Regions from separate parts of the Mus musculus genome. Here region 1 is linked to region 2. A link is a contact called in ENCODE Hi-C data. All regions are on one chromosome and are shown on one strand. The core of a region is the stretch at or near the end of the contact, and the rest is flanking DNA. Distances in the headings are between cores, read along the strand shown. Region 1 holds the start of Wdr5b (WD repeat domain 5B). Region 2 holds the start of Parp14 (poly (ADP-ribose) polymerase family, member 14).

The links. A loop is a pair of places that touch in the nucleus more often than their neighbours do.
Region 1: a loop to region 2 is called in a map of heart, with 2.5 times the contacts of the local background. The contact joins the promoter of Wdr5b here to the promoter of Parp14 in region 2. A Hi-C loop is called at or near these places in 5 of 37 maps with a recorded cell type or tissue (gastrocnemius, heart, mature B cell and 1 more).

What each region holds. Positions count from the first base shown.
Region 1 is chr16:36,039,616-36,043,793 of GRCm38, forward strand. Wdr5b (WD repeat domain 5B) reads left to right here and starts at 1,575. Exons shown (of 1, transcript NM_027113.2): 1 at 1,575-3,359. The coding sequence starts at 1,898. The coding sequence ends at 2,884.
Region 2 is chr16:35,869,221-35,874,052 of GRCm38, forward strand. Parp14 (poly (ADP-ribose) polymerase family, member 14) reads right to left here and starts at 2,162. Exons shown (of 17, transcript NM_001039530.3): 1 at 1,947-2,162. The coding sequence starts at 2,133.

The sequences.
Region 1 (4,178 bases), core at 325-2,824, 170 kb after region 2:
AGGACAAAATAGTGCAGGGCTCGGGGGGAGTGGTGTGGGCAGCAAGCTATAAGCATGTGGTTTTACAAGGATAGCACGATATGTGTGTGTGTGTGTGTGCGTGCGCGCGCGCGCGCGGGAGCGCAGCTTTTTAAAGCTACTCAGTTACAGGCGGTGCTCAGTCCTTCCTGTTTAGTCTGAATAGGTTTTCCAGATTGGGTAGAGGCTTGGGAACTGGATTTCTACTCCCAAAAGCTGCTTTGAGGAAACCAGTTAAAACAGTCCAGATAGGAGTAATCTTCGAAGACCATATAAGTCTGGCACATGTTTCTTTTTTTTTTTTTAAATGGTTTTTTAAAGGAGAAACAGATTTTTGATTTTTTTTTTTTTCAGTGAACAAAGCAAAACCTAGAGGTCCCCTTACGCGAAGGGTAGCTTGTTGTAAAAGGAAGAAATGCGGGCTGGTGAGATGGCTCAGTGGTTGAGAGCACCCGGAGTTCAAATCCCAGCAACCATATGGTGGCTCACAACCATCTGTAAGAAGATCTGATGCCCTCTTCTGTAGTGTCTGAAGACAGCTACAGTGTACTTACATATTATAAATAAATCTTTTTTTTTTTTTTTTTTAAAGGAAGACATGCTACTGCTTAGGAGCTCAGGATCCTGCTCTGCTTGCTGCCATTTAGGATTACTATTTCCTGGTGAACACTGTCACCAAATCTCCTTCCTGAGAGCTAAGCAGATCCTAGTAATTTGTTAGGACAGTTTGTTAATATTAGACCATGAGTAACGACAAACAGTTTTACTTACAGCCTTTTCTTTTTGGGAGTCCCCAATGCTATTTATACACAAGGTATCCTACACATCAAAAAGTGCGTTTTACCCTTCAAAGTTCAAGTCATGTCTTAATCCTACCAACGTACCAAGTCTGCGCATCTTTTGTCCCTCGTGCTTGTGTGTGTAGTGAACTAAAGGTCCATCACCATCCTGGTTTAGCTCCTAGGTTGTACCCATTATATCCTTTTGGTTTTCTAGTCATTAGAAAAATATATATTTACTTGAAATAAAGCCTAAAATTTGTTATTCAATGTGCTTTAGGTGAGTTAATAAAAATGGAAAGTTTTTGAATTGATGATATAATCTCTATATCAGAAGTCACCGTAGTCCAGGCTTCAGATGTAGTTCAGTGGTTAAGATCATTGGCAGTTCTCCAGAGGACCTTCCAGCACCTACAGGCAGCTCACAACCATCTGTAACTCCATTTCCAGGATGATGGGACTCCTGACCCTGAGGGTAGGTATTGCATTCGCAAAGTACACACACAGGCAGCTATTATTATTATAATCTTGGCAGCTAAACTCAGTCGGGGTGGGTGTGGACAGAGGTACCCTCAATATGCACAGCCTTCATGAAGTGCCTGCTGCGCCCTTTCCTGCACCCAGCTCTCTCAGGGAAAAAAACCGGGTTCAGTGTCAACTTCCTGTCCTGGAGAACCGGAAGAAAATGCATGTCTCCTTCGGCGCGTGCGCAGCCTGGCAGGATGCGTACCTAGCGTCGTCCTGGGCTCTACTTGAGCCTCTCATAAATCCTGTTTTGTGTGACGTCATCTGTTGCTTGAGGTTCCCAGACATTTTGGAGCTGCGGAGGGCGTGGAAGAGGAAAGGTGCAGCCCCGAACCCCCGCGGATCGGCCTAGTCCTTTGACAGCATCTGACACGAGTACGGATCCCAGGATCACTGTGATCCGTGATGCTATAGAAGAAAGCAAGACGGGGAGTGGTTCAAACTTCGTTGCTGACTGGGAACGGACCTTATAGAGGAGCCCATGTTACAATCAAAACCATCCGCCTTCCAACCGCAAGTTTTAACTTCTGTAAGTTTCAGGGCGGGAAGCCCGCGCAAATTATAGAGCCGGATCTATGGCGACCGAGCATCTGCCAGCAGAGAGAGCACAGTCACTTCTCTCTGCCCCCCGGCGCGAGGAAGAGCCGCAGAAACCCAACTATGCTCTCAGACTTACTCTTGCGGGGCACTCGGCGGCCATATCATCAGTTAAATTTAGTCCTAATGGCGAATGGCTAGCGAGTTCTGCAGCTGATGCACTAATTATAATTTGGGGAGCATACGATGGGAATTGTAAGAAAACACTCTATGGTCACAGTCTGGAAATATCAGATGTTGCCTGGTCTTCAGATTCTAGTCGTCTAGTTTCAGCCTCAGATGATAAGACTCTAAAGGTATGGGATATGAGATCTGGAAAATGTCTGAAAACACTGAAGGGGCACAGCGATTTCGTCTTCTGTTGTGACTTCAACCCACCATCCAACCTCATCGTTTCGGGCTCTTTTGATGAGAGTGTGAAAATATGGGAAGTAAAAACAGGAAAATGCCTCAAGACTTTGTCTGCACATTCGGACCCCATTTCTGCCGTAAATTTTAATTGTAATGGGTCCTTGATAGTGTCCGGGAGCTATGATGGGCTTTGTAGAATTTGGGATGCTGCGTCAGGCCAGTGTTTAAGGACACTTGCTGATGAAGGCAACCCTCCAGTGTCTTTTGTAAAATTTTCTCCAAATGGTAAATACATTCTCACTGCAACTTTGGACAATACTCTTAAACTGTGGGATTACAGCAGGGGCAGATGCCTGAAGACATACACTGGTCATAAGAATGAGAAATACTGCCTATTTGCCAGTTTCTCGGTTACTGGTAGAAAGTGGGTTGTGTCTGGTTCAGAGGACAACATGGTTTACATCTGGAATCTTCAGACTAAAGAGATTGTACAGAGGTTGCAAGGTCACACAGATGTGGTGATCTCAGCAGCCTGTCACCCTACAAAAAACATCATCGCATCAGCAGCACTAGAAAATGACAAGACAATTAAAGTGTGGTCGAGTGACTGCTGAAGTCTCTGGCAGGCGATGAGGAAAGCCAAGTTAGACACAAAATCCAAAGGATGGTCTCTCTGGATTCTGGCAAAGCTTAAACTGTCCTTGAGTCTGAATCATCTTACTTTGCAAAGTGAGACCCTTGTAAAAACAGGTCTAGGACTTAGGGCTTGTGAATCCTAGTCTTGAGGCCTGCTAGGAATCTCCTGTGCTCACCCCTGGACAGAGCCTCATTCTTTCACTGGCTTTCCCAGGGGGGTAAGGTTTTTGGAATATCTGGAAAGGTGACACAACAGGATGACCCAGGGGAGGAGGGACGTGTAGCCTCTGGTTTGGGAGGTCATTAAGGGCAGTGACATTAGGGAGGCAATGAGAGGATTGGAGACATTTTACATGTCACTTGTATATTTTTGTTATTCAATATGATTGGGCATCAAATTGCCAAATTAATCTGTCAAGTTGGGGACAATAAATCATGGTCCGGTTTGTTCTATGAATGATAAACTATCCAACACATACAACACACACAGTGCTTTTTGATGATAAATATGAAAGTGACAAAAATCAAAGCATTTGATACCTAAAATGAAGCAAAGGCAGAAAGTACATATAGCTAGACAGCATATGGACCATTAGATTTCTGAAGCCATAGGCAGCGTTCCATCATATGTGCGTCTCCGTAAGTTCCCAGACAGTGGCACGTGGTACCTTTAAAGTTACAGCTGTTAACTGAGAGCTCTCGTGTCTGATGGCTAGAATGTCGTGTCATGTTAGCTCTCGGGAGGCGTGTGAGAGTCAGTGAAGTGTTAACAGCAGAAACTACCCGCATACCAGACACCTTGCTAGCCTAAGGACAAGCTAATGGAGATGTACTGATCTAAGTGGTTACTTTCCAACACTTAGAAGTACAGGCATGGCGTTTTCCTAAGTACAAAATGTAATACCCTGAGGGTAGGAAAGGGACTGATTGGGAGCCAAGCCATGAACTAGGAGGTAGCAGTTGTCCCCCAGAAAGTCCAGGATGAATAACTCAAAACTCATGGCCAGACTACTCTCATGCCAGGGCATTCTCAAAGGCTCTTCAAAATGCCTCTGCCTACTGCCATGCCAGACCATTCAGTGCATGGGGAGCCAGCCTTCACAAAGACACCCTGGCTTCTTATCCTGTCAGGCATGGTATACATAAGAGAGACCTATAGGACTCATGTCTCACCTTTGGTAGGTGAGAAGAAGCTAGCTAATGAACCTGATACTCCCAAGAAGAGATAATACTATAAACTTGGAATTATTTGCCTCTTTTCCACTTTGCACA
Region 2 (4,832 bases), core at 912-3,411:
AGAGGGTGGTGCTCTCTACAGGAAAGAAATGCTGCTGCTACAGGGAAATTCCAGATGACTTCCTACTGAGGAAACAGTGCCTCAAGTAGGAAACCGAAAGTGAATAGAGAGACATTCTAGTCACCCTAAAGACTGCCTCCTCAACAGGGTTAAATTTTAATAGATTTTGAGTCTTCTCTGTTGCAAGTGAAACCAGAGGGATGGCCTGGAGCAGCCTGGGGGGCTGTGGGCTAGGAGCCCTGTAGGGAGAAAGCCAAGCAGAGATCCTGCGACTGGTGAATTTCATTGTGAGCCCAGCCCTTCAGGGCGGAGTCACCTGGCCAGCCCCGGGGTCTGCTGTAAAGGCTAAAACTGGAATTGTATTATCACAATTATTTTTCCGTGCTGTGTATTTCAGTATAGTACCAATATCTTAGATAGTCTCTCAGTCCCTCTGTTTTGTTGGTTTGATGGTCTAGATAAACAACAGATTTTTTTTAATGTTTAGCATGTTCGGGTCTCGTCAGAGGGCTGGTGGTACACAATCCTTATTCAGTCGACACTCACTGTACTACAGTGTCTAGGGTGGAGCTGGAGATGTCTAGTTACCCCGACCTCTCTGTGACCAGGATGCCAGTAATCTGCACCCCTACCATGTGACCCTCATTTGAGGACAGTGACATTCTAGAGAAAAGCGCTCTCCATACGGGTCATGTCTGCTGGGATACTGACAGCTGGAATCAAACTGGGACCCCTCTACTGTGGTTCTCAACCTGTGGGTCACAACCCCTTAGGATCTAATGATCTTTTCCTGGGGATTAGGTTCTGGTTCATAATAGTAAGCAAAATTACAGTTATGAAGTAGCAACAAAAATAATTTTGTGGTTGGGGTCACCTCAACCTGAGGAACTGTGTTAAAGGTCTGCAGCATTAGGAAGGTTGAGAATCACTGATCTAGGAAAAGTGAAAAATGAGATTCTCACTTTACTAGCTAGCTGCCCATTGAGGGCTCCCTTGTGAAATCAAACCTGTGTTTTCCGGAAGGGATCAGAGCTAAGCAGGTCTCTTGTGCCCTCCTACCCAGGCTTCCTGAAACCCTGTGTTACACCTTTCTCTTGTTTTCATTTTTTTTTTTTTTTTTCCTTCTTGGGTCTTTGCTGGGCTGTTACCTTGCCCACTGCCCGGTCTCCTCAGCCTCCTTTCCTCTCCTCTGGCCCAAATGTTCCCTCCATCCTGCACTCTGAGGATGACCCTGGTCTGCAAAATCTCTGATATTAACACATGGTGGCTTTCCAGAAGTCACAGATCTGGGACTTCCATTCACCCACCTGAGCGAGAAATGAAGGCTGGGCCTCCTTTGCAGAAGGCCAATAGAGGTGGGGAACATTCAACTGCTTAACTGTTCAGGAACCTTCCAGAGATGAGGGAACACCCCCAGTCCCTATCCCAACCTGGGTTCCAAGCTTACAGCCACCTCAGATCATCTTGGGGCTGAAGGACGAGGTAGGAACAAGACACCACCACCCATTACCCACCCCTGCCCTGTCCCTCCCTCCTCCACTGAGGCACAAGAGCTCTAGGGCTTTTCACTTCTCAAGCTCATCTCCCTAAGAACCCTGCGGTGCTAGCGGACCCTGGACTCCTCCCGTTTCTTAATTCTTTTCCTGCCCCACCTGAATAATAAAAACAGGACAGTTAAAACAACAAACAAGGGCTGGAGAGATGGCTCAGCCGTGAAAGGCTAGGCTCACAACCAAACAACAAACAAACGAACACGGGAAGGTCCACAGATTGCTTCAGGGAGCGACTGGGAAAGCAAGGGGAACGCCACTCCCGGTTGCGCTCGCCACGCAGATTCTGCCTCCAGGATCTCCCGCACCGAACGAGCTGCAGCCGAGGGCTAGACCTGGCACCCATGGTCCCAAACCCCGCGCGAGGCGACCCTCCCCGACCTTCGCGCCCCTCACCATCCTCCGGGGAGAAGAGCACCCGGAAGCGTGCTGGGTTCCCCGGCTCCGGGACGACCTCGCACTCCCCTCCTCCGGATTTCTTCCGGCTCTGGAAGTACACTTGCAACTTGTTGATCAAGTTCTTTGGGGGGTCGGGGCCCCAAGAGCCCTCGACCAGCAGCGGGAAGGAACCCGACGCTGCCATCCTGACTGAACTAGGAAGCGGCGACTGCTGGGTCGTCCAAAACTGCTCAGAGTTTTAACATTGAGATAACTTCTTTCGCTTTCATTTCCTGGAAATCCCTCCCCGTCCTTAGTTTCTATCTTCACCTCGCTATCCCAGGATTGGAATAGTGCAACAACAACAACAACAACAACAACAACAACAACAACACACACACACACACACACACACACAGAGCTACCACCCACCCACCCCCAGGCACTTTGTTCTCCTGCTCTCAACAGAAGCCAGTCAATCCTCCACCCGAGCTCTAGCCTCCAGGCCACCTCCTTAGCAGCTCCAGAGCTGGGCCCCGCCCGCACTCCACCTGAGCTACAGCTGAGCCCTGCTCCATCACTAGGATAGTTTCTGCATACCTGAAAACCCACGCTGTATAAGAGAAGGAAAACGATCCTCTCAGGATGCTCCCTGCTCACTTGGGGGACCACCCGAGGGCATCTGACCTGACTTTCCTGCTTCAGAATTCTGTTTTCTCATCTGTGCATACTTTGTGTTTACAAACTCCCAGTATTGAGGAACGCGTGCTGGCGTCCATGCTTTCTGGGTGTTCAACGGAGGGACACAGGTATGGGGACACAGGAGACGGTCGACAACTCTAGGGAGAAATACACAGGTGTTGGAGCAGAAGAGCATGGGCTCCCAGCCCAATTATGGAAAGATCAGGTAGCACTTCTGGGCAAGGGACGTGCTACCCGAGAGCCTAAGAACTACTAAGAAATGACCTTAGATGGTGGGTCTCTGGGGCTTTGTGGTTCACTTACACAAAATAACTTAGGCTGCTGCATGGTGGCTGAGTTCGACAGGAGTGAGAGAAAGCCAGGCTGACCTGGGTGCTCAGGAGAGGGCTCTGGTCCCGCTACTGGTCTAGGGCTCTTGGGGCTCCGACACCCGCCTCCCCCATTCCCCCTCCTAGGAAGAACGTGATGGCCTCTAAGCTGCCTTTGGAGACAAGATTGGCCGAAAGATATGAACAGTTCATCCAGGAGTGGTCCAAGCAACAGGAGTGAGGTGCGCCTACTGTGACCGGGATAAGAAGAGACTGGGAATCTGTATATCCTTAACGCGTGATGAGCGAATATTTGGGATACGCATTAAAGCAGGCTTTGCCGGTCCAGGGCTAGAGTATGGTGACCCCCTCGGGGCCCCTGGTAACACTATCTGATGGAGAACAGGGACGATGGGGAGTCTGAAGAGGACCGAGGTCTGAAAAAAAGGAAGGAAGCCGAGGCAGCACTCAGAGCTTCCCCCCTCCCCCCCCCCTTTTTTTTTTTTTTTTCTAGACAGGGTTTCTCTGTATAGCCCTGGCTGTCCTGGAACTCACTTTGTAGACCAGGCTGGCCTCGAACTGCCTCTGCCTCCCAGTGGTGCTGGGATTAAAGGCATGTGCCACCACCGCCTGGCAATTTTTTTTTTCCCAGATCTTTCCAAAACTTTGAATGGACAGGAAGACCCAGGAGTCAAGCAGCCGGGTGAGGGATGGGGGTTTGGGCTCAGAAAGTTGATATTTTGTTTCTTGGAGTTAAATATTTTTGAAAACAGAAAAGTTCTCGATATGGGCAAATGTTGGTACAAAGAGGGATGTGGGAGATATTGGTGGTGTCAGCCAGGACATCCCAGGCGCCAGCAGCTAGGCATTGTAAATGAAAGCCGTGAACCGGGGCTGGAGGTGGGAGTATCTAGGCAATTTTAACGGTTTTTTACAGATAGGTCCCATTTCTCTGTAGATGGTAATCAGACCGATCGCACAACCCAGTGTGAGACTTGAGAAAATCTTGGTAACGCTGAAAGGCTTCTGAAGGCACAATAACCAAAAATTAAATCAAAATCAACTACATAGCATTCCGTTGCTTACCGGTGCTATCTCCTGGCACCACTGAAGCCTGTGTTCTGAGCACACATGTGCACTTTTGCACATATAAAATCTTCACACCAGACAATACCAGTAAACACTCTCTGAAACACTCAGCTCAGATGAGAGACTATGATATGGATCACAGTTTTTAATGTATACAATGTTTCTGTTCTTAAAAAAAAAAAAACTTAATGTCTTAGTAATAGAAAGCAGACTTTTAATATGTTCCTGCTGTCATTTGTCAACATGACAAGTTAGTCTATCTTTGGATCGTACCATGTTAGAATGCTTGATTTTAAAAATTGCTACTTCAGGGCTGGTGAGAAGGCTCAGTGGGTAAGAGCACCCAACTGCTCTTCCGAAGGTCCGGAGTTCAAATCCCAGCAACCACGTGGTGGCTCACAACCATCTGTAACAAGATCTGACTCCCTCTTCTGGAGTGTCTGAAGACAGCTACAGTGTACTTACATATAATAAATAAATAAATCTTTAAAAAAAATTGCTACTTCAGAGGCTGGAGAGCTGGCTCAGCAGTTAAGAGAACAGGCTACTCTTCCAGAGGACCCAGGTTCGACTCCCAGCTCCTGCATAGTAACTCCAACCACCTGTAACTCCAGTTCCAGGAAATCCAGTAAAACTTACAGCTTCTGCGGACACTTCACACATATGATGCACAGACATACATGCAGGCAAAATACCCATACACTTAAATAAAAAAAGTATAATTAAATTTCTTTCAGTGAATTTTGGCTTGTGATTAAGACAGAATTTCTATTCCAAGTTCTGAAATGGTCCTAAACACACTTCT